7 separate regions of the Homo sapiens genome follow, and all the other regions are linked to region 5. A link is a contact called in ENCODE Hi-C or POLR2A ChIA-PET data. All regions are on one chromosome and are shown on one strand. Each heading gives the region's core, a stretch centred on a gene start or an enhancer-like site at or near the end of the contact. The rest is flanking DNA. Distances are from core to core; before and after follow the strand shown. Region 1 holds the start of CDC6 (cell division cycle 6). Region 2 holds the start of TOP2A (DNA topoisomerase II alpha). Region 3 holds the start of CASC3 (CASC3 exon junction complex subunit). Region 4 holds the start of MSL1 (MSL complex subunit 1). Region 5 has its middle 23 kb from the start of EIF1. Region 6 holds the start of NR1D1 (nuclear receptor subfamily 1 group D member 1). Region 7 holds the start of ORMDL3 (ORMDL sphingolipid biosynthesis regulator 3).

Region 1 (4,005 bases), core at 257-2,756, 1.4 Mb after region 5:
CAACTAGTCAATATGTGAAAGTGAAGAGAAAATAACTAACATGGAATTTATTTATACTGATGATTAACACTTATTTCCTAATTATGTTATCACACTTATTTTAGCATTCACTTTTGCTTCACATCCAAATCTATGCAAGAACAGCTGACATTTGTTGTCTACCTACTACGTGGAAGGGCGCTGTTATAAACACTTTAGGTACCAACTCGTTTAACAACGATCTTAGGAGTAGGTACTATTATTAGCCTTTATTTTACACATGAGAAAACTGAGATAAACAGTGGCCCAAAGTCACAGAAAAACAGGAATGTAACCCCGGGCATCTGGTGCCAGAGCCCAAGTTCTTAACCAATTGAGCGATGCAATAACAAGTTACCTGAAATGGGCCGGGCGCGGTGGCCCACGCCTGTAATCCCAGCACTTTGGGAGGCTGAGGCGGGCGGATCACCTGAGGTCAGGAGTTCGAGACCAGCCTGACCAACATGGAGAAACCCCGTCTCTACTAAAAATACAAAAATTACGGCCAAACGCGGTGGCTCACGCCTGTAATCCCAACACTTTGGGAGGCCGAGACGGGCCGAGACCATCCTGGCTAACACGGTGAAACCCCGTCTCTACTAAAAATGCAAAAAATTAGCCGGGCGTGGTGGTGGGCGCCTGTAGTCCCAGCTACTCGGGAGGCTGAGGCAGGAGAATGGCATGAACCCGGGAGGCGGAGCTTGCAGTGAGCCGAGATCGCGCCACTGCACTCCAGCCTGGGAGACCGAGCGAGACTCCGTCTCAAAAAAAAAAAAAAAATTAGCCGGACGTGGTGGCGGGCGCCTGTAGTCCCAGCTACATGAAGAGGCTGAGGCAGGAGAATGGCTTGAACCCGGCAGGCAGAGGTTGCAGTGAGCCGAGATCGCACCACTGCACTACAGCCTGGGCGACAAGAGCGAGACTCCGTCTCAAAAAAAAAAAAAAGTTACATGAATTGATTTATATAGAACTTCTAGTTTCCTCCCTCCAGGCACGCGGGGTGTCTTTATCACCAGTTCAGCCCAGCACCCGCCACATTTAGTCTCTTCTATCCCAAGCCCTCACACTGCAGCTCAGTCTTCCCTCAGTTCTTTCCGCCCCTGCACTCAGTCCTCATTCTAGGCAGCTCTCAACGCACCCCAGAATATTTCCTTCCTACAACTTTCACCTCCTTCACACCACGCATAACTGCTAGAACTACCCCGAGGGCACCTGCCCTTTCCCTGATCCCGACCTCAGACCTCCAGCGAGCTCAGCTCTTTTCCCTTCACTTCACCTCAGGCCTCGCCGGAACCCGCAGCCTTCACCCAGCTCCGCTGCCTCACAGACCCCAGGCCTCCTCGAGCAATCCTCTTCTTTCCACCTCCTCAGTGCAGGATCCTTCTCACGTCTCTCACACGCAGCCTCTCGGACTCACCACCACAAGCCCCTGAACAAACTGCACAGCGGCAGCAGCAAACTCCAGCCGCGCTCGCGCCAAATCCGAATGGCCACAGCGTTCCCACCTCCCGCCAAAGCCCGGCCTCGATTCTGATTGGCTGTAGTCACAGAGCCTTTCGCCTTGGGCACCGCCTCTTTTTTTGCTACCAATCCAGTGGAAGAGTTACAGCCAATGAGAGAGCCCCAAGTCTTAGAGTCGCTGTGAGGCCACGACCACTGAACGGGGGAGGGAATCTACATCCGGGGCCTCGGTGGAAAGACGCGCGATTGCGGCAGGGCGACTCTGGGTAAAGCGGGCCGGCCCGCCGCAAAGCACGCTGGGAGGCGTAGTCTTTGCTGCCGCGCAGTCGCACTCTTCCTTCGACTGGAAGTGTCAAGATGTGGTTCCCCTTCTCACTGCCTAAAGTACCCATTTGCATCATCCTGATGGGCTAGATTTTCAGAACTGCTACATGATACCTACCGTTTTGGGTTCTGTGCGCCAGGTATGATGCTAGGCACTTTCCTTACCTCTCTAATGCTCAACCTCGCAAAGTACAAAGCAAACTTCTATACAAGGTTAGAGGTCACAGCATCTTGGTGACAGTGAAGAGCCTAGGATCCAGATCTCCTGATGGCTGAACTAGTGATTTTTATGGTAAAGTTCTACACACCTATATAAAGAAAAACTATGCTTCATCATAGTATCTCTTGATTTGTGCTTCAAAGGTGAGAAACAGAGCCAACTCTTTACTTTTATTTCGTTCAACCTAAGAATATTATGTTCTGTGCATCTTCTTACCATTAATCCACACATCATGGGGAGGGAATTATGACCCCTTAATTTTAAAATCTTTTATGGCGAAACACTAGGGTTTCAGGGCCAGGGAAGACAGCTATATAGAAGAGGCAAGCTGAGTTTTTAATGAAAAATATAAATTAGCGCAGTAATTTGAAGGCCAGCTTCCAAAGCCAATAATTCATCTAAGCCTCAGGTTCCTTTAGAGGCCAGAACCCAATTCTAGGTGATGGTAAACATTTATCTTTTACCCCTCAGTAACAAACAAAATAGAGCCATAAAGCCTAGAAAGAGGGAAGCAACAATATTACGATCATCAGTGAATTGGTACCTAGTTCATGAAGAGAGCCAATATTGAGTGCTTAAGTGTATGCCAGGGGCTGTGCTCAGTATTTTACCTACATCACCTTATTAATCTTCACAAGCACCCCCATGAACCTGGTGTTATTTCACTTTACAAATGAGGGAACTACAGTAGAGGGGAGTTGAGTAAACTTGCCCAAGGTCACACAACTAGTAAGTGGAAGAGCTAGAATTTGAACTCTGAACTCTGACAGAAAATCAAACTCTTGACCACTTTATCATAGGGGGATGATTAGACAGATTCAGGTTCTAAACAGGAAGAGATGGTGGAGTACATTTCGTGAAGGCTTTTTAGCAGCTGAAAACTACAAAAGTGAAGAGAATGGGCTGCCATGAATGGAGAAAGTTACCACACAATGGAAGCTTTTTTTTTTTTTATTTTTGAGACAAGTCTCATTTTATCACCCAGGCTTGAGTGCCGTGCCATGATCTCGGCTCACTGCAATCTCCACCACCTGGGTTCAAGCCATTCTCCTGCCTCAGCCTCCTGAGTAGCCGGGACTACAGGCACGCGTCACCACGCCTGGCTAATATTTGAATTTTTAGTAGAGGGGTTTCACCATGTTGGCCAGGTTGGTCTCAAACTCCTGACTTCATGATCCACCCACCTCAGCCTCCCACAGTGCTGGGATTACAGGCATGAACCACCGCTCTTGGCCACAGTGGAAGCTTTTAAAAGGACTAGATGGTATTTCTGATGTCTTAGTAGGATAGTAGAACTCAGGAAGCAACCTTCACTGTTCGTATTTTTATAACATGGGCACCTAAGAATTGCCCTTAATAACCTGAAATGGTAATGTGTGCCCAGCCAGCTGTAAGGGGTGGTTATGGTAAACAACCTAGGAAGCTATGAGTACTTAGCATGCATATTGGAACCTATGAAAACACCAGGAAATGGCTGGGTGCGGTGGCTCACGCCTGTAATCCCAGCACTTTGGGAGGCTGAGGCGGGTGGATCACGAGGTCAGGAAATCGAGACCATCCTGGCTAACACGGTGAAACCCCGTCTCTACTAAAATACAAAAAAATTAGCCAGGCGTGGTGGCGGGTGCCTATAGTCCCAGCCACTCAGAAGGCTGCGGCGGGAGAATGGTGTGAACCCGGGAGGTGGAGCTTGCAGTGAGTGGAGATCACGCCACGCCACTGCACTCCGGCCTGGGCGACAAAGCGAGACTCCGCCTCAAAAAAAAAAGAAAAGAAGACACTAGGAAACATAGCAGTGGCCCAAGAAAAGCCTACAGGTGTAAATGACCACTGTGGAAGCAGGCAAATAATCACAGAATGTCAGGACTGAAAGGTTATCTACTTGAAGCTTTTCCTTTGCACTAATAATGATCCTCCAGTAACGTGATGCGTACACATCATATTGTTTCTTGCTTCTGTGCCTTTGTTTTTGCTGTTTCCTC
Region 2 (3,921 bases), core at 1,380-3,879, 1.2 Mb after region 5:
ACAGGCGTGAGCCACCACACCCGGTCCCCAAAGTCCTTTTGACTCCACAGTACTTCTTCTGGGTTTTTGGAACAAAGACACACAGGATCCAGCTAAACTGCAGGACAGATTTAAAGCTGGGCCCCTAAAAAATAGGGCTGGAGCTGCTTGTTAAATTCCTGTTGCCTCATTGCCCAGTGGGTCACTGCAGGCTGGGATGAGCTACAGGGTAGAGGCCGGGAGCTGCAGAAACTGAGCTGCCATCCTTGGGGAAGCATGCCCACCATCCCCACTACCTTGGAGGTAGTGCGTTCTAGGAGGTAGAAGCCAGCATGGCTGGTTTCTGTCAGGGCCCTCGGGTGTCCTGCAGAGAGTGGCATGCAGGCCCTGGATCCCAGGGCCTGGTCAGTCTTCTGGCTGAGCAGAGGCTACTGGCCAAGCTTCCCTACCACTGCTCTGAGCCCCTGGTGGTCCTGTGCTCTCTAACACATGTGGTGAGCAGAGCAGAGCTGGGAACACGCAGAGACTGCTGGAGGCCAGGGAGCCAAAGGTCAAGAGAGCAGAACAATGCCGAAGCACCATGCCTATGGTTTCCGAGTGCCCCTAGCCCATGGGCAACTTCCATCCTTGGCTTCCTGCCACATCATACGGCTCCCCATTGGCCCTCCCTTGACACACTGTGGTTATGTAACAATGGTTGACCTCTGGTTTCTTTTAGAAGAAGAAAAAAAAAATTACATCCACAATTGTCACACCAGCCTAAGGAAAATTCCTGCTACCTAATACTGTCAGCCCACTGTTTACCTTACACTTCTCTCATGTAACCCTCACACTACTCTGAGATCATAGTTAATTATTCTTTTTAGGAGAGGAAACGGAAGCACCGAGAGGCTTCCTCCATCGAAATGACACGAATGGCAAATTGCTGAGTTGGGACTGAAACCCAGGTAGAGGAAGGAAGCAATGAATGGAAAGAGGTGGCTCAGCTGGAATTAGTAGGCACTCAAATTGTGCAGTTTTTTTTTTTCTGGCTTCTTGTAAGGGTAATAACTTTGTTTAATCCACTCAAACATTTATATGTAAGAGTAATTTTAAAACTTCAGTCTTCGCCGGGCACAGTGACTCACACCTGTAATCCCAGCACTTTGAGAGGCTGAGGCGGGCAGATCACTTGAGGTCAGAAGTTTGAAACCAACCTGGTCAACATGGCAAAACCCTGTCTCTACTAAAAAAATACAAAAATTAGCCAGGCGTGGTGGCAGGCGCCTGTAATTCTAGCTACACGGGAGGCTGAGGCAGGAGAATCGCTTGAACCCGCGAGGTGAAGGTTGCAGTGAGCCTAGATCGCGCCATTGCACTCCAGCCTGGGCGACAGAGTGAGATTCCATCTCAAAAAAAAAAAAAGCAACAAAAAAACAAGCAAACAAAAAAGCTTCAGTCTTGGCATTTCCTTGTCAAATTGGAACAGCTGTTCTGGACTGCAGGGTTCACGGAGGTGAGCAAAAGTAGCCAGTCGGAGGGTATCTGGCCAGCTGGCTGCGGAAAAGGTTTCAGCCCCGGACGGCTGAGCCCACCCTCAGCTCAAGAGGCTACCACCACAAGTTATCCCTTTCGATTTACCAGTTGCAGTCCAGCGCTGCTCTACTGGGGACCTGAATGCTGCCCTCCATTTTGCAAAGCCTTTCTACATCCTTCCACTATATGGAACCCCCAAACCACAACTGTGGCACTTTTATTTTAATTATTTTTATTATTTATTTATTTATGTATTTATCTCTTGAGGTGGCCTCGCTCTGTCACTCAGGCTGGAGTGCAGTGGAGCAATCACGGTTCAAGGCGCCTCGATCTCCGATCCCCGGGGCTCAAGCGATCCTCCCTCCTCAGCCTCCGGAGCTGGAGTTACAGGTGTGCGATGCCTCGCCTGGCTATTTTTTTTCCTTTTTGGGTAGAGACGGGGTCTCGCTATGTTGCCCAGGCTGGTCTCCAACTCCTAGGCTCCAGCGATCCTCCCGCCTCGGCCTCCCAATGTGCTGCGAATACAGACTCCAGCCACCGCACACAGCCTACTTTTATTTCTTTGAAAAATGAATTCGAGGGTAAAGGGGGCGGGGTTGAGGCAGATGCCAGAATCTGTTCGCTTCAACCAAGCAGCCAGGCTGCCTGTCCAGAAAGCCGGCACTCAGTTTCCTCAGGAAAACGAAGCTAAGGCTCCCATTCCCCTCGCTAACAACGTCAGAACAGAGGACAGTTTTTAGATTTCAGGGATCTTAAATAGATTGGCAGTTCCTGGAGAATAAACATCCTTTGCTTTTCTCCTGCACACTTTTGCCTCAGGCCACCCCTTCCCGCTTCCAAAGCCCATCTCTTCCAAGCTTTCCGCACGAGAAAACAAGTGAGCCCTTCTCATTGGCCAGATTCCCTGTCAATCTCTCCGCTATGACGCCGAGTGGTGCCTTTTGAAGCCTCTCTAGTCCCGCCTCCCTAACCTGATTGGTTTATTCAAACAAACCCCGGCCAACTCAGCCGTTCATAGGTGGATATAAAAGGCAAGCTACGATTGGTTCTTCTGGACGGAGACGGTGAGAGCGAGTCAGGGATTGGCTGGTCTGCTTCGGGCGGGCTAAAGGAAGGTTCAAGTGGAGCTCTCCTAACCGACGCGCGTCTGTGGAGAAGCGGCTTGGTCGGGGGTGGTCTCGTGGGGTCCTGCCTGTTTAGTCGCTTTCAGGGTTCTTGAGCCCCTTCACGACCGTCACCATGGAAGTGTCACCATTGCAGGTACGGCTCGCGGGGGGGACTGGCGGTGGAGCCTCCGCGCGGCCCGGGCATCTCTCTGGCCGCCCGTGACGGGTGAAGCTCTGGGGCTGCGGTCAGGCCGGCGACCGGCTTGGGAGCCCATATTCTCCATTCCCGGTTCCGGGGTGATCGTGGAGAGGCGGAAGCCCCTTCTGGTGCTAGTAGTGAAGTATGACCCGGCTTCCAGGGTGTCGTGCGTTGTTGCCCTGTTTCTAGGGGCAGGAGTCCGTTGGTCCCGTAGTGGATCCATGTTACAGCGGCCCGGGTGCGACGTTATTGAGTCGCGCGTACAGATGCTTTCCCCTCCTGCCCGCTGCTTGAAAACGGTCTTGAATGTCCCCGATCTTGGAAAGGGCAGAGCCTAGCACAGTGTTTCTCTGGAGCAGCTGGCCAGCTTACAAAAGCGCCCCCTTCCTGAGTTCACAACGCTCAGGTGGCCAAGGGATTGAACGGATAGCCGCCCAAACTGCTGCTGCCGAACTAGAATTATTTACGGTGTCGTGTGCTCGGGACACCGTAAATAATTTATAATAATAGGCACTCGGTAAATAATGTATGCAGGAACTGAAAGAAGTGGGTGTATTTTATTGATGACATCTACCATGTTGCTCAAGAAAAGAGGTTTCCAGACAGACCCACTTGGTGAGATAATATGTGTCTGTTTAACCTGACACCTGGGGACCTGGCCGCAGCGAATTTAAATTGTCCTATTTGTACAAAACTGGCAACTCCACCACTGCCTACTAACAGATTGCAATGCATGTTGACATCTCACTATGGTAGGCATTTTGTTCCTAGTTTAGGGTAAACTTATGATTAAAAATTCCCTTCTTTCTCTCTTTTTTTTTAATTGCTAGCCTGTAAATGAAAATATGCAAGTCAACAAAATAAAGAAAAATGAAGATGCTAAGAAAAGACTGTCTGTTGAAAGAATCTATCAAAAGAAAACACAATTGGAACATATTTTGCTCCGCCCAGACACCTACATTGGTTCTGTGGAATTAGTGACCCAGGTAAAATCAAGCTCATCAAAGGCAGTTAACCTAGTAGTTGAAATGGATACTCTTCTTTCTGTACCTTTCATGTACTGAGTGTGACCTTTCTGTATCTCTCATGTACTGAGTGTCACTGGAACTGGCCTAAATATGG
Region 3 (4,019 bases), core at 566-3,065, 1.5 Mb after region 5:
CCTATCAGCAAGTGGTACAATTGCTTGAATGTTTGTCTGACTTCCTTATTGAGTTGTAAGATCTCTAAAGATAGGAATTTTGTTATAGTGTTCACTATTCCATCCTCAAGGGCTTAACAGATTCTAAAATGTAGTAACAGTTCTAAAAATGTATAGACAAAATCTTTGATCCACCATCCAATTCCCCCTATATATAATCCCATTACCAGAACTCAGGAGTCCACTCAACAACCCAGGAAACAAACACTTACTCTGATGGCATCTCTAGTAGTTTATCCAAAAGACAGGAAACTTTCTCCTAAAAACAGAAAAATCCCCACCTATAAAATGATGGATGCTCTTGGCACAAAACATTCCGAATCCTACCCTTTCAAAGTCTTCAGATAGATTTGGAAAAAAATAACCAATTGGCTGGCTTCTCAACCTACACTGCATAAAACAAACTGTCAAACATCTTTCAGAGGACTTCAAGATATCCTCACTCTCTTATTTAGAACCTCATATTCTTCAGACAGGAAGAGAAGCCAACTAACAGTATAACACCTGTGGCTTGAGACGGCGTGCCCCAAGTTTTCCCTAGGTCTAAAGTGAACAAGACCTTCTGTAACACTTTTTCAGAAGCATAAATGAAGAATACACAAGAGGATAAACACGGAGGTCATGGTACGTTTGCAACGAAGGTGTGTACACGTTTTTAAAAAGCATTTCTGATCTATACCATAGGAAAAAACCTGTCATACTCACTTCCGAGTCTTCTGCACTTTCATAATCCGAGAGAACAGCTGAAATAAAACAGAAATATGTGGAAAAAAAGAAACCCAGAAACATTTTTTGGCTGCTTATTACAGGTCAGACTAAGAGTCTCATTTAATTCTGACATCAACCTACAACGTGGATAAAATTATAGTCCCCACTTACAAAAGGAGAAACAGGCTCAGAGGGTAACTTGCTGAAGACTATACTGCTAAAGCCTATGCTCTTAACCACTATGTTACAAAAAGGCACTCTGTGGCCCTAAATCCGTGACAGTGTGTGAGAATGTCGATGTTGGAAATAGATGACCTGAGTTTATGTTAAAAAAAACTCTTGTCCTAATGGGGTAAAAGATGCTACTCACCATCACCTTCAATGCCATCTTCACTCTCCTGAAAGAAAGCAGAAGACATGGGTTAGTTCTGTGATTTCCAGAGGTGGGGAGCCCAATAAAGAAATGTGGGTGAAAAGCTGAAGATTCAGCACAAAATGGTTGGAGAGGGAGACAGAGATAGGTAAATCTTTATCAAGTAGTAGCCAAGGCAGGTCTGGTCTCCTTCCCTCCAGCCCCGACTTCTGAATAAAACATCCGCTTTCCATCTCCAGCGGCTCTACCATCCTCCCAGAAACCCCCAATCCTTCTTCTTCCCTTGGAACTCCGGATGCAAACTCGCATTGGGATAACTCCCCTTTTCTCTCAAAAACAAAAAAAAGTCCCAGTATCTACTATCAACTCACAGACTACCTAGCATCACCTACACCCCGCCCCCGGCCGGCTCGCCGCCCGGTCCCCACCCCGCCCCGCCTGCGCGCACTCACACACTCCGACTCCTCAGCACTCTTGGCGCCCCCGCTCTCCACCCGCCGCAGATGAAGGGCCCCGGTTCGGCCTCCGCGCTGTGAAGGCAGAGAGCCGCTGCCGCCGCCTCCGGCGCTACCGCTGCAGCTCCCGCCTCCCCGCAACGGGGAGCCGCCGCTGTCGGAGCCCGAAGCACCAGATTCCTCGTCCTCGGTGTCTTGCGAAGCGCGCTGCCGCCGCCGGTCCGCCATCTTACGGAGAACGGCCACCACCGGCGAGGTACTTACGCACCGCGCCCGTCGCAGAGGCTGCTGGGAGGCTGGATAGCTAGTCCCGGCGTGCTACGCGTGCGGCGCTCGGCCATCCCGCTGTGTGTGTGTGTGTGTGTGTGTGTGTGTGTGTGTGTGTGTGTGTGTGTGTGTGTGTTGGGGTGTGTGTGTGTGTGTTGGGGTGTGTGTGTGTGTGTGTGTGTGTGTGTGTGTTGGGGGAGGGGCGGGGCACTGGGCGGGGCCTAGGCCTGCGGCACGTTTGCGGCCGACCCGGATTACGTCTATCGGTGATGTAAGGGGGCGTGGCGCGGCTCCTGACTTCCCTTGGGCAGGCCTAGGGCGAGGGGAATTGAGACTTCAGCAGCCTCCCGGGTTCCTGGCCCGGCCATCTTGGGCTTCCCGAGTGGAAGGAGTCAACCTGTCACAGCTTCACTGCAACACTAGGGCTGTTTCATGGTTTTCTGTTTCCATTTCTCACTTCTACCTACGTTTGAAGCAGGTCAATTTACTGCATTCCTTTGCTTGGTAAAATCACGAATCAAGGTAAATCTTAAAAGCTGTAGTGCTGCGTCAGATTTGCTGCACCAGCCTTGTTTAAGATAACGGGCGAAGGAGAAACCAGTTGTCTGCAGTGAAGCCAGAGGACTTCTTGTTGCAGCGTTTTCTCTGTGTTCTCATTTCCTCTTCACGTTTCTTCCCACCCCAGCCATCACCTGTCCCAAAGTGCAGGCTGGTATGATGCCAGTATTACCGGTTTTGTTTTGGCTTTTTCGAGGCAGGGTCTCACTCTGTTGCCCAGGCTGGAGTGCAGTAGCGCGGCTCACTGCAGCCTTGACCTCCCAGGCACAGGTGACCTCCTTGCCTTAGCTTCCTTAGTAGTTGGGACAACGGGCACACACTACCACACCCGGCTAATTTTTCTGTTTTTTGTAGAGATGGGGTCTCGCTCTTGCCCAGGCTTGTCTCCTGGCTGGGATCAAGCGATCCTTTCGTCTCAGCCTCCCAAAGTGCTGGGACTACAGGCATGAGCTACTGCCCTTGTCAGGATTTTAGAACCTATTTAAAAATAAATGGTCAGTAGAAACAGATGTTGATTCAAAATCCTGACATTATTTCCTTCTTAAGGTTTATGGAAATTATTTCATTTTGGCAAGGCATTGGCCACCATTGAAAAGAATCAGTGTGTTTTCTTTGGACCATTATAAGGATATACAAAGTGCATGAGCTAAGTTTTTAGTGCACCTACAGGAGTGCACGTTAATAATGTATGTTATCAAACAAAGGCCACCATGGCATAGAATTCTTCCCTGAGTAAAATATTTTTTTTTTTTTTGAGAGGGAGTCTCACTCTGTCTGTCGCCCAGGCTGGGGTGCAGTGGGGTGATCTCGGCCCACTGAAAGCTCCGTCTCCCGGGTTCACGCCATTCTCCTGCCTCAGCCTCCCGAGTAGCTGGGACTACAGGTGTCTGCCGCCAGGCCCGACTAACTTTTTATGTTTTTAGTAGAGATGAGGTTTCACCGTGTTAGCCAGGATGGTCTCGATCTCCTGACCTCGTGATCCGCCGTTCTTGGCCTCCCAAAGTGCTGGGATTACAGGCGTGAGCCACCGCGCCCGGCCTTTCCTGAGTAAAATTTTTATAAATGACATGGTTAAGGATCCTGATGTTTATCAAATTTATAGATAACATGAAACTGGAAGTAATTATGAATGCCTTCAGAGATGAAAGGAAAATTCAAGGCCGGGCGCGGTGGCTCACGCCTGTAATCCTAGCACTTTGGGAGGCCGAGGCGGGCAGATCACGAGGTCAGGAGATCAAGACCATCCTGGCTAACACGGTGAAACCCCGTCTCTACTAAAAATAAAAAAAAATAGACGGGCGTGGTGGCAGGCGCCTGTAGTCCCAGCTATTCGGGAGGCTGAGGCAGAATGGCGTGAACCCGGTAGGCGGAGCTTGCAGTGAGCCGAGATCGCGCCACTGCACTCCAGCCTGGGAGACAAAGAGATTCTGTTTCAAAAAAAAGAAAAAAAGAAAATTCAAACAATCTCAGCTAATTAGACAAGTGGCCAAACGTGACAACTTATAAGTCCAGCTCCAAAAGCCAACTGCCTGAGTTCAAAATGGAGGATAATATGATTTAATAAGTGTTAAAGAAAAAGAACCTGGAGGATCTTATCGATCACAGACTAAATTGGTGCA
Region 4 (4,062 bases), core at 1,484-3,983, 1.5 Mb after region 5:
CCCACTCCCCCCATACAAGGATATGATGTGTTGTAATTACGGTACCATCACACCCCTAGACTGCAGTACAGTCTGAGCAGTGCCACCTCCATGTTGAGTAACTTCCACAAATCAACACCATGAGATATTTTAATGAGACCTGCCCCAGCTCCCAATCCACCTTGCAGAATGCATTCTCCAATAAAACAGCCACCCGATGAGATTCATTTGGAAAGCAAACAAAATGAATAGCCGCTTGCTCCCTTGCTCAGCTCTTAGCGCACACGACGCCAGAGAGAAAGAGGAGAGAGGGAGAGATGAGGACGGCGGGGAGGGAGGGAGAGAGAGAGAGAGAGAAAGGGAAAGAGACAGGGAGGGAGGAAGAGGGAGGGAGAGAGGGAGAGAGAGACTGCTGCAGCCTGAACACAACAATTGTAGAAACCATGTTTATTTTTAGGCAGCTGTAAGGTATGCTAGCACAGTAATACCCCCCACCCCAGCTTCCCTCATATCTGAAGGAATATGTTTTAACGCAGAGATGCCCTTAACTACTGCTGCAGTAAAAACAAGCCTGTGTCGTCCAAGCTCCTCAGAAGTAAAGAAATAATAAACGACTTTCCTACTCCCTAAGATTCTAAAATAAGGATGGGGAGGTCTATTTAATACATTTAATAAGCTTACTTTCCCCTGATGCCCTAAAATCTTCCAGTTTCAAACACCATGCTTATAAAAGGGACCTGGTCAGTGGGTCATGTATTAGAACTCAGGTTCCTATTAAAAGCTGTCTGAAATCAAAGGCAGTGATTCTCTTAATATCATTTAAGAAAACTAAAATAGGATTCCACGTAAATCACCTCTACCCCTGTGCCCACTAAAAGGCCTACTGCCCTCCTATCTAAAGATGCTGCAGCAGTGGTGAAAGCAACAGCTGCTTGCTACAGCCCTCTCCTCCACCGTGCATTTCTAACGCAATAGCTCTTTAATTTAACCCTTCCATAAGGACACAACACCTACACCCCACCCTTTCATTTTTAACCCCTCACAGATCACGTCTTTTTCCACTAAACGTCTTTCCCACACGTCTGGGGCTGTCATTTTAAATTAACCCTTTGGCACCTGAAACCCCTCCCCCTCCCCCTGAGAGGTTGCCCTTTAACCCTTCCCTCCAACCCAACGTGTCTGTGAGCCTGGCTCCCAGAGACCCAGCGCCTAAGATACTCCTTTGCCGGTGGCCAACCTCCTTTACCCCTAACCCGGGGGTGCCTTAACCTCCTACAGCCCCCTTCCCCCGAGCATGCGCACAACTCGCTCCTCGGCCCGAATGCAGATTAACCCCTCCCGTACCGTGTCTCTCTCTGACTTCAGCTCCTCGATCTCCTTTTCCTTGGCCTGCAGCTGCTGCTGCTGCTGTTCGATGAGGTCCAATTGCAGCAGAAGGATCTGTTTGAGGCAGGCGGCCTGACTGGAGGCTCCCGAGCCGCCACCACCCCCGAGAGGGCTCTTCCTCATACTCTTCCATCTGCCCTCGCTGGCCGCCAGGGTCCCGGCGGTGGCGGTGGGCGCGAGGGGTGGCGGCCCGGGCAGAGGTAGTGGTGGGGGTCCCGCCGGGTCCGAGGCGGTGGCAGCGGGGGAGGCCGCCCCACCCTTGTCCCCAGCCCAGGGCGTAGGCTCTTTGGCCGCCGCCACGAGAGAGCCCGTCTGAATGGGCAGCACCGCCTGATACTTGGGCCGGGGGCTGCAGCCGGCTCCGGCTGCGGCAGGCTCCCCCCCAATGCCGGCTTGCTTGGTGGCCGGGGGCGGACAGGGCAAGGGCACCGAACCGCCCCAGCTCTCTTCCTGCTGCCCGGGGGCCGCCCCGGCCGGGAGTAACAAGCCCCGGCCCTTGCCGCCGCAGCCGGCCGGGGAAGGCGCGGGGCTCCCGCCCTGGGAGGAGGCCAGCGGGGGCCCCGGCTCCTTGAGCTTACGGTGCCGGGGGAGGAAGTGGGCTTCGGCCGCCCCAGGCTCGTCCTCGGGCCCGCCCAGCGCCGCAGCCCGCTCGTAGTCCAGTCGCTGCTCAGGATTGCCGCCGGCAGGGGCCGCGGCCGCCTTGAACACCGCGGATCTCATGGTCATAGTGGTCCGGAGCAGCGCCGGGCACCGAGGCGGAGGAGGGGGTGGGGAAGGGGCGAGGTGCGGGGGGTCGAGGACTGAGGGGGGGGAGGGGAGTTTGGCGGGCTCGCCTCAGCAGCGCGGCAGCAGGCCTCCGCTAGCGCGGCTCCTCCGGGGCCCGGGCGCCATCCCGCCGGCGTGCGGAGACGTGGAGGCCGCGGCTGAGGCCCGCCGCCGGCCCATGGGGGCCTCGCCGCCGCCTCTGCTGCCGCCGCCGCCGCCTTCGCCTCAGAGGCAGGAGCTCGCACCCAGCCGCCCCCGAGCTCATCCCCGGAGCTCGCTTCGGCCCCCCCTGGCCCGGCCGGGCCCGCCTCGTCTCCCCACCCCGCACCCCCCCTTCCCCGCCCCGGCCCCCCGCCCCGGAGCTCGCCTCAACCGCCCCGAGCCTCCATTTCCCCCCCCTCCTCCTCAGGAGGGGGTGGAGGGCTGGGTCCGCCCAAAGCCCTCCTACTCCGGGAGAGGGGGTCTGTCGCCTCTCCCGGGGGTCTCCGCGGCTCGGGGTCCCCCTCCCCCACAGTCACCCCCGGCGCCTCAGCGTTTCCCTTTAAAAAAACGGAGCCGCTCGTAGCCGCCACCGCCGCAGCCGCCGCCAACCGGAGGACGCATGCGCGGGGAGGGGAGCGGGCGGGAGTGCACCGGGAGCCGAGAGGAGGGAGGCGGGCCGCGCTATTGTGAAAGGGGCCGCCGCCGCCTCGAGGGGGGCAGGGAGGGGACCGCGGGGGCCGGGGGCCGGCGAGGGGAGGCCGGGGCTGAGGGGCGAGGACCGAGGAGCGCGCGGAGGAGCGGGGTGAAGGTGGGCTGCCGAGGGAGGGGCGAGCCGGGGGAGGGTCTGGAGGGGGAAGAAGGGCGAGGGCGGCCGCGGGAAGAAGGGGAAAGCGGAGGCTCCCCGGGAAAAAAGCGCGAGAGAATGGAGTTGAGAGGAAAGAAGGAGGATACAGGCGGCCAATGTGTGGCCTACGTGGGAGCGCCCCGAGCGCTCCACGTCCCCGGCCTGCGCCGGGCGGCCCCTTCCCCGGGCATCTTGGCAACGCGCCTGGCCCAAGCCGGAGGGGCCCCGCGGCCCCGCACGCCTCCTGGACCAGTCAGGATCCAGGCTCCTCTTTGAGCCCGCGGGTGTTTCATGGGGGTAGAAGTCTAACCCCTCCACCCCCTCTCCTCCCCAGCAGTCCCACGCGGGTATGGGAGAGAATGAAGTTCTTTGTCTCTAAGGGATTCAAACCAGAAACGGAGGGACCTCTGGTTCCCAGAGGGAGGAAAATCCATGATGTCTGCTGCCCAGGGAGCTATTGCCACCGCCTCCTTGGGATGAAGTATTGCCAGCTACCAACAGTTCCTTCCCAACGGCCATCTTCCAGCCTTCTTAAACGACTCCTAGCATCTTCGGGAGGCTCCTGAAGGACTGAAGCAAAGGAAATCTCTGAAGGGATTTAGTCCTTGAAAGGGAGTAGGGATACTTAGGGTGTTCTGTGTTGAGCGCTTCTTCCTATCTCTCCAGCTTCATGTATGTGTGTCTTTATGTCCAAGCAATTGAGCCAACAAGTCCTCAGAATTCCTTGTGAAAAAAACGTTTTTTTTTTTTGAGACGGATTCTCACTCTGTCGCCCAGGCTGGAGTGCAATGGTGAAATTCAGCTCACTGCAACCTCCGCCTCCGGGGTTCAAGCGATTCTCCTGCCTCAGCCTCCCGAGTAGCTGGGATTACAGTCACGCGCCACCACGCCCAGCTAATTTTGTATTTTTAGTAGAGACAGGATTTCTCCTTGGTCAGGCTGGTCTGGAACTCCCGACTTCAGGTGATCCGCCCGCCTCGGCCTCCCAAAGTGGTGGGATTACAGGTGTGAGCCACCGTGCCCAGCCCTGAAATAGTCTTAATTGCTTGTTTTTCTTTTTTGTCTGAGGTGTGCTTTTTAAAATCTCTATGGAGATGGAGAAGACT
Region 5 (3,818 bases), core at 303-2,802:
GATTCCTGAGAATCCGTGTTTCCTGCCCCTGTGCCTTTGCTCAGGCTGGTCTCTCCGCCTGGAGCGCCTTCCTTCATCTCTGTTTGCCCCAGCCCCGCCTGCCCTGTAAGGCCCAGTCTCGACACGGCTTTGCTGCAGGAGGGCTTTCTCGATGTGCTTCGGGGCAGGCTGCCTCCACCTTTTGGAACCTTTTGCACGATCTTCTATTTTGGGCGGTATCTGGCGCCGAGTTGAGTGTTGGATCATGTCATTTGAAGGCCATCCTACCGAACTGTAAGCTCTTTCAGGGCACGGGCTGCGTCTTGTCCCTTTCTATGTCCCTTGTAGCCTCAGCATGGGGCCCGGTTTCACTCAACCCAAGGGTGACCCGGCATTTCAGGTTCAATGCAGAGCGGCCTGACAGGCACACTTCCTGCAATGGCCACAGGATGGCAGCACAGACCGGGTTTCGGCACCTAGGCGCGCCTCCCGCACCCACCGCACTATTCAACGTTTCTCGACCCTAGTGGAGTACCCGGTCCCCTGGAGATGTTGTGCAGGAGGGTCCCCTCTCTAGGGCTGGGGGCTTTAGGGCTGGGGAAGAGGCACCAGGGGCAGAGCCTCTGGACCCCACCTGGAGTCCTGTAGTGAGTGCGTTTCCTCCCCTTCCCAGCGGCCCCTTTTCCAAGAGAGAACTTGCGGAGGGGGGAGGGGGTGGGGGGTGAGGAAGGAGCACTAGGGAGGGAGTCGGCGGGTTTGGGTCCTGGTTCTGTGCTGCGGTCCTGGGCAGGTGTGGTGTGTAACGGGAAAGGGCCTGTCACAAAGCGTGGCAAATGTGCTCGTGGCAGATGCCCACGAACGTTTGTCTCCCTGTCCTCTGGCCTCCACCTCCCCTGCAATTTTCCCAAAGGCAAAATGATGGGTTGGACAAACGATAGGAAATGTAGCCACGTTCGCTGCGCATGGGGCAAGGTGGGGGTGGGGGTGGGGTTTCCGGGGCACCAGATCGCTCTGCTCCCATCTCAAGGCCCCTGCTTCTGGAGGCAGGGTTAGCTCCACGTAGGCAGAGGAAACACCCCGGGTTTCTTAGGATTCTTGCTGTGTGACCTTGGGAAGTCCCCGCACGCCTCTGGCTGCAGCTGCCGCCTGTGAAAGAAGGGGCTGCACTTCCTGGATGGTGGAAGGTTGCTAAGGTAACCACAAAGTGCCCGCTCAGCAGCAGCTGCCGTCATCATCATAGTTATTATTATTAGGGTTTCGTCCTGTGCCAGCATTTGACAATTCTAACCCCACCTGGAGGCCTGCTAAGAGAGCAGGCGAGGGCTGGTGATCATTTAGGGATGCCTAAAATGTTTGCAGGGGGAGCAGGAGAGAGGAAGGACAAAGGATGTTCATGAGGGTCAAAGACCTGGGTTTGGGGCTTCTCGGGGCGAGGGGGTGCGGAGGGAGGGCCCCAGATCGCGCCTTCTCCCTTTAGGTCTGGTCCCGGGGTGGCGGCGCGCGTGCGCAGGAGGAGGCCGTGGGCCCGGCCAGCAGAGGGCGCCGCGAGCACCACGCCCGGGCTTAGCTGTGCGGGGCTCCGCCTTGCTGCGCAGTGGGCAAGCCGGTCTGGCTGCGATGGGGGAGGGCTACGCTGGGGAGCTGCGGGTAAGGGCAGCTGTCACCGTTTTCAGTTGTTGGTCGGTGTCCTGTGTGGCATTGTGGGTTTGCCTGTAACCACCACATGTTCATTCATTTAACTAGCACGATCAAGCACCCACAAGTTTCAGCCACTGCTGGGAGTAAAGAGGGGAACGAGGTGCATGCCCGGAGAACCCGCACCCACCATCCAGGTGACAGAGGTCAGCCCAGGGCTGGGGGAGCTTGGAGGAGGAGCCGCCTACCTGGAGAGAACAGGCGAGGCAGACAGAAGGCAGGAAGCACAGAGAGCCCGCTCGCAGCTTGGCAATGTGGGGAGCTGAACAGAGCAAGAACTGTTTGGGGCCATGCTCTCGAACACTGGCCCAGGGCCGGCGATGTCGAAGCCATGATGAATCCAAGGCTAAACTACAGCAGACACAACGGCTGTCCCTAAGGGGGTTATAATTGCGTGCGTGCGTGCGTGTGTGTGTGTGTGGGTGTGTGTGTGTTGGGGGGGGCGCTGGGGGTGGGAGGCTGGGGCGTGTAGGCAAATACCAGGACTGGAAAAAGTAGAGTCCTAGGATCTCGACCCTCCTAGGCCGGCGGGGGTGTCTTGCTGCCTCCCTGTGAAGGTAGATGGGCTGCATGGGGGAAGGAGGGCCAGGTATGTGAGTGGGGGAGTGGACAGAGGGGTGGGGTAGGAACCAAGGGCAGCAGGGAGTCCAGGTGGGAGCAGTTGGGACGGGGATGGAGCAGACAGTCTGGTGGGAGAGTGAGGGGTGGGGGGGACAGTGGGGAGAGGGTGGCAAAGACTGCTTGAGCCTCTGAGCCTCAGTTAACTCAGAGGAGGTTGGCATAACACAGAGGGCAGTAAGGACAGGGACAATGGGAAAAAAAAAATAAAGTGAAGACCATCTTGGTTCCATTATGAGGAGTAGAGTGCCTGGATCAAGGAGGTGATGATGGTTCCATGTGTCCTGGGTAGGTCAGAGAGCAGGACCTGAGAGCATTAGAACTGGTGGCAGCCTTTCAGGCCATCTTATCTGATTCCTTTCTTTTATATATAGGGAAACTGAGGCTCAGAGAAGGGAAGGAAAGGCTACTCCCCCCAGAACAGAGTTCAGCTCTTAATAGCACTTTTTTTTTTTTTTTTGAGATAGCATCTTGCTCTGTTGCCCTGGCTGGATTGCAGTGGCTCAGTCATGGTTCACTGCAGCCTTGACCTCCTGGGCTCAAGTGATCCTCCTGCATCAGCCTCCTGAGTAGCTGAGCCTACAGATGCATGCCACCATGACCGGCTAATTTTTAATTTTTTTGTAAAGGTGGGCGGTGGGGGCGGTCTCCCTATGTTGCCCAGGCTGGTCTCAAACTCCTAGGCTCTAGCGATCCTACAGCCTCAGTCTCCCAAAGTGCCAGGATTACAGGCTCAAGCTGCCGTGCCCCATCCTGGTGGCACATTTTAAAATGCAGAACACTGACTGATAGGATCTTTTCTGGAAAAGGTCAGCTGGGGATAAACCATGTCATTGTCACCACCTCTGTTATCACCACTGAGTACCTAATGTGTACTAAGCACTTCCCAACACTATCCCTCTTACATGTGCAGCCCTGAAGTCAGAGGAGAAAATGGAAGTTCAGAGAGGTTAAGTAAGAGACAGACAACACAGCCGGTAAGGGCTTGAGCTGGGATTCACATCCAGCGTGCCCTCCTGCCTACCCTGTGTGAGGGCCTCTGCCAGGGAACAGCCAGTGAGGCTGTTATAGGGTGAGGGGCTGTGCTGGGGGCAGGGAAGCACCTCCATCTGTGTGTATGCCTCAGGAGCCTGTGGGCAGGGGAGGCATCAATTTCATCTCAGAATGAACTTTCCAGCTAGCAGAGCTGCCCAGTCATACAGTGGGCTCTACTAAGGAGCAGAATGTGCTCTGTCTCCTCCCAGGACAGGCAGTGGCCCCCTGTTGCCCCAGAGCATGAGCAGATGCCTTAACTTTGCAGATCCACCCAGCATTGGAGGCTCTGTCTGGCTCAGCCCCCTTCTCTCTCCAGCTCTGCCTCACCTCCTCTCTCCATCAACCTCTGCATTCCTGCCGGTCAGTCCTTCTTCCAGCCACTTTCTGGATACACTCCTCAGCTCTGGAACTTTGCACATGTGGTTCTTCCACCCTGTCGGCTAGACGACCCATTCTCAGGCCACTGTAAGCCTTCCATGACACTCAACAAG
Region 6 (4,001 bases), core at 275-2,774, 1.6 Mb after region 5:
TCCCTCTCCCTTCGCTGCCTAAGAAGCTTCCATCCCCTCCATGACCCAAGCCCTCTAACATGATAGATCTCCTCTACTTGAGATCTGTTATTACTCATGGGACAGTTGCTGCTCTGAAGCGAAATACTGGCTGTTTTTTGTTTGTTTGTTTTGGAGACAGAGTCTCACTCTATCCCCCAGGCCGGAGTGCAATGGCGATCTCGGCTCACTGCAACCTCCACCTCCCGGGTTCTAGCGATTCTCCTGCCTCAGCCTCCTGACTAGCTGGGATTACAGGCACCCACCACCACATCCGGCTAATTTTTGTATTTTTAGTAGAGACGTGGTTTCACCGTGTTGGTCAGGCTGGTCTCAAACTCCTGACCTCAGGTGATCAACCCACCTCAGCCTCACAAAGTGCTGGGATTACAGGCATGAGCCAAAGCACCCGGCAATGCTGGCTGTTTCTAACCCCTGTTCAGTATTTCACTTGTACATCTACCCACCTTCCCATTCGGGGTGGGCAGATGAAACTAGCAATGGACGTCTGACCTTGGGTCGGTCACTTCTCCTAAGCTTCCTGTTCCCCACTAGTAAAAAGAGGGAGGCTTAAGATGATCTACATGTTCCCCTCTGAGTAGTAATCTTCTGTGGAATTCATATTTTATCCTCCAGCACCGAGGGGCAGGGGTGTCACTCTGCCCCCACCCCCTGCCTCACCTCTTCCCCATTACTTTAGGACCTCAAAGCACTTTCACTATTAGTTCCCCTCTGTTGTCCTTTTTATTTCCCAGACAAAGGGAAATGACTCACCCCAAAGTCAACTGGAGTGGGTGGAATGGTGTCATACAAGCAAACAGGGAGTCCCTACAGACATCCCTACCTCTGTGGGAACTCCTTCCCCTGGAGGTGTTCTCCCTAAGGCGAGTAGAAGGGAAAGGGGGTCACATTTCCTTTCCTTCTCTGGACTTTGCCCTGAAGCAGAGGGCAGCCTAAGCTCCTGACTCCAGGGAAATCTCCCTCCCCGGCTTCTCTCTCTCCCGGTCACCAGTAACCTCAGGACGAGGTCAGTCCTGCAATCACGTGAAGCCCTCACGTTTGCAAGGTTTGCAGAAAGGGCCTCTTAGCTTTGATCTCCCAGACAGCAAACAAGCTTGCCAGTCCCTCCCCAGAAATTCACATGCCCCTGCCATACAGGCTTTCTAAACACGCCACCCTGACTCTTCAGCGCACCCCACCCCACCCCACTCTCAGCTCCTCCCAGGTCCCGGCAAGCGCTTTGCCAGGCAGAAAGGGGAAAGGCACGCAGTCCGCCCACTTTGTCGGTGGACTACAAATCCCGACAGTCTTGTCGTTGCGCAGGCGCGCAAGAGCTCAACGTGCCGGCTGTTGGAAAAGTGTGTCACTGGGGCACGAGGCGCTCCCTGGGATCACATGGTACCTGCTCCAGTGCCGCGTGCGGCCCGGGAACCCTGGGCTGCTGGCGCCTGCGCAGAGCCCTCTGTCCCAGGGAAAGGCTCGGGCAAAAGGCGGCTGAGATTGGCAGAGTGAAATATTACTGCCGAGGGAACGTAGCAGGGCACACGTCTCGCCTCTTTGCGACTCGGTGCCCCGTTTCTCCCCATCACCTACTTACTTCCTGGTTGCAACCTCTCTTCCTCTGGGACTTTTGCACCGGGAGCTCCAGATTCGCCACCCCGCAGCGCTGCGGAGCCGGCAGGCAGAGGCACCCCGTACACTGCAGAGACCCGACCCTCCTTGCTACCTTCTAGCCAGAACTACTGCAGGCTGATTCCCCCTACACACTCTCTCTGCTCTTCCCATGCAAAGCAGAACTCCGTTGCCTCAACGTCCAACCCTTCTGCAGGGCTGCAGTCCGGCCACCCCAAGACCTTGCTGCAGGGTGCTTCGGATCCTGATCGTGAGTCGCGGGGTCCACTCCCCGCCCTTAGCCAGTGCCCAGGGGGCAACAGCGGCGATCGCAACCTCTAGTTTGAGTCAAGGTCCAGTTTGAATGACCGCTCTCAGCTGGTGAAGACATGACGACCCTGGACTCCAACAACAACACAGGTACTGAGATTTCTTTACTATCATCTTTTCCCTGTCACTGTCTCCCCACCTCCATCTACGCCTTATAAAAAGAGGAACTTTGTAAGGGACTGGGGTGTCCCTCGGCCCGGAGATTTGCTAACGTGCTGCGGTGCTTTAGTGTGGGATTTCCAGAGCGGCTTGTTCGGGCTGGAAATGCTCTCAGAAACGCCCCATCACCACCCCTCAGAGTCCCAAAGCTCCCTTGAGCCTCGAATCCCTGGGCAGGAGGAAATGGAGAGGAGGTACGGGTGGTGAAGCGAAGAATTTAGGGGGACTGGGAGCTTTGGAACAGTGCCCCGAAACGGCCCCATCTGTCCACTACCTGCAGCTGTAGTATGCCTGGCCTCAGAAAACGGACCCCCTCCCCTCTTGTCTTCCCCCTCCTCTAGTTCCTGCAGGCGCGAGGGAATCTGAGAAGAGTGGCGCGATGGGGTTCAGGGAAGGAGGGGCTGGGAGAATCGTTCGGATCTCACTGGGGAATCCTCAGTGACAGGAGGGAGCGACACTTGAGGAGTCCAGAGCGTGGTGCCCGGCCCGAGGGAGGGCACCTACAGGGCTCCGGCCGCCGGGAGGGCTCACATGGCTCTAGAGCCGGGCCCACGTGCTGCGTTTGTTTTCATTCAGCAGAAGCCGTGGCTGCCACCCCATTGGTCGTTGCCTCCCGGCCTCGTTACATAATGAGCTCCGCCCCCCCGGTCGCCCCGGCAACGCGTGTTCCCTTCTCTCCTCCCCTAGGTTGTCCTGGCCCTGCTATCGTTCGGGGTCCAGCCCACGACCTGGTGGCCGGGGAAGGGCGGGTAGGAGGCGGGGCGACTGCTCTCGATTGACGGGAAGCGAGGAGGGCGGGGCCTCGAGTTCCGGGGTTCCTCGTTGGGGAGCCACGTGCGAGAGGCACACGTGGAGCAGGGACGTGAGGCCGGCTGAGGGCCCAGCTCCCGCCCTGCCCCGCCCCGCCGAGATCTGGGTGAAGCTGGGCTGACTCACCGCCCCCGCCTGCCTCCTTTTCCGGTCCGCCTGCCCGGCCCCCTCCCCCATCACCAAAACAAAGTAACATGGAGCCATTCCTGACCTTTCATGGCCTTCTGTTTTACACTCCCTAAAGAGACCTCACCCCTAACCACCCTTCTCACTCCTTTCCACTTCACTCTTATTTGCACCTACTTCACCGTACTGCATTTAGACTCAGCTTCCCCACATTACAAATTCCTGTTCCCCAAGCTTCTCTCTCCTTAGTTCTGCGAGCATTGTCTTACCCCCATCTCCACCAGACAAGCTGCAGTTTGCCTACTAAGGGCTCCCCAAAGCAACTGCACCCCACAATCATAGCTGAAATGATACTGTCCTTTTTTTCTCACAGAAAGGAAAACTGAGACCCAAAGAGGGGAGTTGATGTCCTCTAGGTCACAAAATAAGTTGGTAGTGATGGGTCTAGACCTAGACCTAGACTCTTGAGTATGCTCCTCACTTCCACGTTGGAAGCCTCTGCATGAAGGTCTCACTCCTTTTTGGGGGATGGGTGAACTAGGTCAACTTCATTTACTGCCAACTAATGATTCCATCCCCCACCTCAGCCCTGAAACCGGGGGAGCTGATCTGTTGTGCAACTATTTTCCAAGGAGCTGGGTTCACCCTGACCAACCTTGAGCTATTTTAGGGCCGCCCTGCCCAGTTCAGTGTGTGTCAGTGGGTGAGCAAGACATGTGCCTCTGCAGACACAGTGGCATGGCATGTGTTAGGTCACATGTGTCCTGGGATCCTCCCTTCTCCCACCCCGCCCATGGCAGACCAATCTAGGTGCTTGCCGGAGGTGTGGCAGGCAGGTCACCTTTTTCTCCTGCTAATACCACGGGAGCACAGCCACCTCATTGGCAATGTAACCAGAGGGTCAAAGTCCCTGAATGGCCAGAGAGCCAAGGTCATTGTTACCAGGC
Region 7 (3,827 bases), core at 1,328-3,827, 1.7 Mb after region 5:
GCCTCCTGAGTAGCTGGGACTATAGACACACCACCATGCCCAACTAATTTTTGTATTTTTTGTAGACCACGGGGTTTTACCATGTTGTCCAGGTTGGTCTCGAACTCCTGGACACAAGCCTTGGCCTCTCAAAGTGCTGGGATTACAGGCGTGAGTCACCATACCTGGCCCCAGTTTTATTTGTTAAGGGAATTGGGTGTTTGTCCTAATTTTCTTCATTCTAGACTTTGCTGACTATATCCCTGGGGAATGTATGTTATGCTATTTTGTGTCCTCATCTTTTCATATAACTTAGCAAACATTCCCCATACTGCCACAGGGTTTTCACAATCTGTCCTAAATGGCTTCATACTATTCCATCCAGTGGATATACTGTAATTTTTTTCTTGGGCATTTGGTTGCTTTCAGTTTTTCACTACTATAAATATTGCTGGAATGAACATCCTGACACATTGCAGCTTTTCCTGTACATGGGATGACTTCCTTAGAATATGCTACCAAAAGTGTAATTATGGCTCTGAGGCAAGAAGAATTTTTCAGCTTCTTGGCACACAGTGACAAGTGTTTGTCCAAGGGTTTGTATGTCCCCCAGCACGAAATAAGAGAGCTGTCACTCACTCTGAATAGTGCTTAGGGCTATTCACAGCTGAAGAACGTTTGGGGAAGATATGATAATTATGAGGGCCAAGAGAGAAGGAGAAAGATGACAACAGGGACTCCCGCTAAATAAAGCAGAAAGTGATCTGCAATTTACCACAAACCTAGAGTGAGTCAGAACTCTGTTCATTCCTATTGTGAAAAAAAAATCCTCGATAACAGGAGTTATTAATAGTGCATGACATGTTCAGTAATCTTTCTGTTAGACTCTGCATTAGTCAGAACCTTATTTGAGACGTGGACTCAGTCTGGGTCACTGAACTTCATAGAGATGTCAGGAAACTGACCAAGATCCAGAGGGATCGATCAACTTGATGGAGGATGAAGAATCCCAGAGAAAAATCAAAGGAGTCAAGCAGGCACACTTCGGAAAAAACAGAGACACCTTTCTTGCCTTAATGCTGGGGAGGTTTCTGTGAAAAGAACAACACTGGGTTTGCTTATGTCTGCAGAAAGATGACTATAAGGAAAGGCACCTCCACAAACCAGGAGAAACTTCCACAGGACATAGGCAGAGCTATTTCAGACTCAGATGATTATTTCGATCTTGGAATGAGCCCTTTTGGGGCCATTGGCCCTGGAAATATTGAAGAAGCTGCCTGTTCTGCTCTGGGTGGTTCAAATACCCACCTGCCTGGTGACCACTAAGTGCCTCTGGGGGTCCCACTCCAGCTGTGTGACAACTGTTTCCTGGCAGCCCCCTGGGGAAGGAAAGGTAGGTGTAGTCCGAGTAAAGTGCTCCGCAGTTTCCCTGGGCTAGCCTTTTCCTTCCTGTTCCCTCACTTTCAGTTCAGGGTGCCATGAACTGCCATTCAGAGTCAGGTTGGCATGCCATGACATCATCTGACCTTGCTATTCCAGCCCTGCCCTGCATAGAGTGGACTTAGAAAGAAGCTGGGTAAGGAGTTGAAACTACCCAGACAAGACCTCTTGGTGACATGGAGAATGGGAGTAACCGAGGAGACCTCAAGAGCCATTTAGTTCAACCTCCTACAGTAATATTAAGTAGATTCCTACAATGCAACAGGTGCTTTACATACATTCTTTTGGGTTCCCACAACCTTGGAGGTGGGGTTTCACAGGTGTGGAATTGGAGATTAAGACAAGTAATTTGCCCAGGGTCACACTGCCAATAAAGGAGGGCCTACCCCATGTCTACCAGGCAGTAAAGTCTGTGCCCTTGCCTTTAGACGATGCAGATGTGAAAACTGCAGACCAGAGCCTCTCATTCAAAGCCACACAAGCTGACCTGAGACAGAAACTCAGGCTCCTTACTACTGATGGAGGAATCTATGATACGTAGCCTCTTCTCACGTCAGGTGCGGGGCGGCCAAGGATGTGGCCCGGTCCGGGGCAGCCTGGGCCAAGCGTGACTGAGAAGGAGAAGGCAGGCTCCGTTCCGGGCCCTCCAGACCCTCATCCCAGCCAATGTTGTGAAAAGCGCTCTCCCAGGAGGGCCCAGCAGGGCAAAGGGCCGGGCTAGTCTGTTTCTGGAGGAGCCAATCTGGGGCCAGGGCGGAGGCAGCCAGGTGCAGTGGAAAAATCCTGCAGTTGGGGTCAGAATATTTGGGTTTCGATCCAGTCTAGGACCCAGCAAAGACCTACAGAAAGTTACTTACAAGTCCGAGTCTCCTCATCTGCAAAACTGGGGCACGGATAAAATACACTTGAAGGGCACAGAAGCAAAAGTTGGAATTGTTACGCACCAAAATTCTATCATCCGATCTGACCATCACGTCACGGTACAACTTCCAACCGTGCGTCCCCGAAGAGGCCGGGAACGGAGCCCAGGAAAAACTACAACTCCCAGGAGGCGTCGGGAGGGCCGGCCCGGAGCCAGCGGAAGAAACTACAACTCCCAGAAGGCGTCGGGCGTGCCGGCGCGGGGCGGTGACGTACGGGGACCGGCGCGGAGCGCTGATTCGGCCGGAGCTGCCAGCGGGGAGGCTGCAGCCGCGGGTTGTTACAGCTGCTGGAGCAGCAGCGGCCCCCGCTCCCGGGAACCGTTCCCGGGCCGTTGATCTTCGGCCCCACACGGTGAGCCCGGAAGGAACCAAGAGGCCCCAGGGCTACGGGAGGGGCGGGAGAGAAGGTGGGGGCTGCTGGGGAGGCGCCCCGGGCTGGAGAGACGGGGGCAGAGGGAGTGGGGGGTGGAGGGAGTGCATCAGCCGAGGGGGTGCATCGGCTGGGGAGGTGGCCAAGGAATAAAGTGCGAGCGGGAGGCCGGGGGTGGAACGTCGGGAGGAGCGCCTCGGCTAGGGGTGGGAGGCGGGGAGCGGCTCGGCTTCGGGGATAAACGTTTGGCTGCCTCCAGGGCTGGGTGAACGCGTGGAGATGGCTGTGGGGTCCCGGACCGGACCGGGTTCCGAGTGCGAAGACCCAGGCTGGGGAACAGAGCGGGACCCCTCCCCCCGGCCCCGCACCCGAGGTCTCACTCAGAAAACCCCAACAACAGTGAGGACTCCGCCTCTTCGCTCCTCCTCTCCTGTGCTTAGTGCGGGTTCGCCTGGGCACTCGCTTTCCGCTCCTACCGCCCTCCCCCAGTCGGGGTGGCTGGGCCAAAGTTGAGAGGTTATCAGCTGTGGTCCTGCAGCTTGGGGGGTGGGCGGAATGGACATGGCATTGTGACGTGCTGCCCCGGACTCCCCGTTGGGGTCCCCATCCAGGCCTGGATGTTTTGTGCTCCTCTTCCAGAAGACAGGAGGTTTGCTGTTGTGAGGGCTGCTCTTTCCTGGGGGAGGGAATGGGAAGGGCTCACCTGGTGGCTGCCCTGGTGGTGCTCAGCCTTGGCTTGAGTGTCTGGCATACTGGCTGGGCCCGGATATTTGTATGTGGAGCCAAGAGGGTGGGGCGGGAAGGAGGGGGAAAGAGCTACCAGCAAAAAAGTGGTTAACACAACAGAGTTGCTGCAGGCTCTGGTTTGAGGCAGGTTATGAAACCACATCAGGGCCCAGCACTAAGCAGCCACCTGCCAGCTATGGCAGCAGAAGTTTTCGGCTCAACTCCTGTAGACCTAGTCGACCTCTGCCAGCCTCTTCTCTCTGTTTCTCCCCATCTAGGGTAGGGGCCAGTTGGTTGTTTTACTAATGGAAGTGATATGTATCCATAGTCACACGAAAGTCTCAAGAGTGTTTCCTCATTGCCAGTCTTTTTGTTAGTTTATTGATCTC

What was found. A loop is a pair of places that touch in the nucleus more often than their neighbours do. ChIA-PET counts read pairs that join two places held with the same protein, here RNA polymerase II (POLR2A). Pooled maps may share reads with other maps.
Region 1: a loop to region 5 is called in a pooled map, with 6 times the contacts of the local background. The contact joins the promoter of CDC6 here to the enhancer-like site in region 5. A Hi-C loop is called at or near these places in 1 of 168 maps with a recorded cell type or tissue (CD8-positive, alpha-beta T cell) and 3 of 50 pooled maps. POLR2A ChIA-PET finds 5 or more read pairs at or near these places in 1 of 52 experiments (activated T-cell).
Region 2: a map of CD8-positive, alpha-beta T cell shows a loop between it and region 5 (5-fold over the local background). The contact joins the promoter of TOP2A here to the enhancer-like site in region 5. A Hi-C loop is called at or near these places in 1 of 168 maps with a recorded cell type or tissue (CD8-positive, alpha-beta T cell), 4 of 37 single-sample maps with no recorded cell type and 8 of 50 pooled maps. POLR2A ChIA-PET finds 5 or more read pairs at or near these places in 1 of 52 experiments (AG04450).
Region 3: a pooled map shows a loop between it and region 5 (8-fold over the local background). The contact joins the promoter of CASC3 here to the enhancer-like site in region 5. A Hi-C loop is called at or near these places in 2 of 50 pooled maps. POLR2A ChIA-PET finds 5 or more read pairs at or near these places in 2 of 52 experiments (A549 and activated T-cell).
Region 4: a pooled map shows a loop between it and region 5 (2.0-fold over the local background). The contact joins the promoter of MSL1 here to the enhancer-like site in region 5. A Hi-C loop is called at or near these places in 1 of 37 single-sample maps with no recorded cell type and 2 of 50 pooled maps. POLR2A ChIA-PET finds 5 or more read pairs at or near these places in 1 of 52 experiments (activated B cell).
Region 6: a loop to region 5 is called in a pooled map, with 9 times the contacts of the local background. The contact joins the promoter of NR1D1 here to the enhancer-like site in region 5. A Hi-C loop is called at or near these places in 1 of 37 single-sample maps with no recorded cell type and 5 of 50 pooled maps. POLR2A ChIA-PET finds 5 or more read pairs at or near these places in 1 of 52 experiments (activated CD4-positive, alpha-beta T cell).
Region 7: a pooled map shows a loop between it and region 5 (2.8-fold over the local background). The contact joins the promoter of ORMDL3 here to the enhancer-like site in region 5. A Hi-C loop is called at or near these places in 1 of 37 single-sample maps with no recorded cell type and 2 of 50 pooled maps. POLR2A ChIA-PET finds 5 or more read pairs at or near these places in 1 of 52 experiments (GM12878).

Annotation. Positions count from the first base shown.
Region 1 is chr17:40,285,380-40,289,384 of GRCh38, reverse strand. It overlaps CDC6 (cell division cycle 6), which reads right to left and starts at 1,506. Exons shown (of 12, transcript NM_001254.4): 1 at 1,295-1,506. RefSeq lists enhancers at 891-960, 991-1,170, 939-1,746.
Region 2 is chr17:40,416,604-40,420,524 of GRCh38, reverse strand. It overlaps TOP2A (DNA topoisomerase II alpha), which reads left to right and starts at 2,629. Exons shown (of 35, transcript NM_001067.4): 1 at 2,629-2,754; 2 at 3,630-3,785. The coding sequence starts at 2,734. RefSeq lists enhancers at 423-965, 2,634-2,723, 2,445-2,970.
Region 3 is chr17:40,138,333-40,142,351 of GRCh38, reverse strand. It overlaps CASC3 (CASC3 exon junction complex subunit), which reads right to left and starts at 1,815. Exons shown (of 14, transcript NM_007359.5): 1 at 1,573-1,815; 2 at 1,118-1,145; 3 at 745-782. The coding sequence starts at 1,803. RefSeq lists enhancers at 1,499-1,798, 1,264-2,204.
Region 4 is chr17:40,120,642-40,124,703 of GRCh38, reverse strand. MSL1 (MSL complex subunit 1) reads right to left here and starts at 2,733. Exons shown (of 9, transcript NM_001365919.1): 1 at 1,324-2,733. The coding sequence starts at 2,091. LOC124904001 (a long non-coding RNA gene) reads left to right here and starts at 2,864. Exons shown (of 2, transcript XR_007065752.1): 1 at 2,864-2,920; 2 at 3,291-4,062. RefSeq lists an enhancer at 1,254-1,892 and silencers at 1,593-2,042, 2,093-2,142, 2,243-2,382, 2,443-2,652, 2,693-2,892 and 1 more.
Region 5 is chr17:41,663,770-41,667,587 of GRCh38, reverse strand. No RefSeq gene overlaps it. Among named protein-coding and RNA genes, the nearest start is that of EIF1, 23 kb to the left of the region's middle. RefSeq lists enhancers at 98-327, 1,198-1,327, 1,748-1,837, 1,358-1,875, 1,876-2,395 and a silencer at 1,388-1,627. Within about 2 kb of position 1,552, at least 39 of the 41 ENCODE cell types and tissues checked have a DNase peak (open chromatin) inside an H3K27ac peak, as active enhancers do; they include CD8-positive, alpha-beta T cell and GM12878, where a contact is called at or near this core.
Region 6 is chr17:40,098,112-40,102,112 of GRCh38, reverse strand. NR1D1 (nuclear receptor subfamily 1 group D member 1) reads left to right here and starts at 1,524. Exons shown (of 8, transcript NM_021724.5): 1 at 1,524-2,049. The coding sequence starts at 2,019. RefSeq lists enhancers at 1,159-1,278, 1,759-1,828, 1,294-2,277, 2,278-3,262, 2,181-3,380 and silencers at 2,610-2,699, 2,710-3,059, 3,583-3,877.
Region 7 is chr17:39,926,351-39,930,177 of GRCh38, reverse strand. It overlaps ORMDL3 (ORMDL sphingolipid biosynthesis regulator 3), which reads left to right and starts at 2,577. Exons shown (of 4, transcript NM_139280.4): 1 at 2,577-2,694. LRRC3C (leucine rich repeat containing 3C) reads right to left here and starts at 2,446. Exons shown (of 4, transcript NM_001195545.2): 1 at 2,364-2,446. LOC124903999 (a long non-coding RNA gene) reads right to left here and starts at 3,458. Exons shown (of 2, transcript XR_007065750.1): 1 at 3,416-3,458; 2 at 3,176-3,250. RefSeq lists enhancers at 2,101-2,712, 2,713-3,323.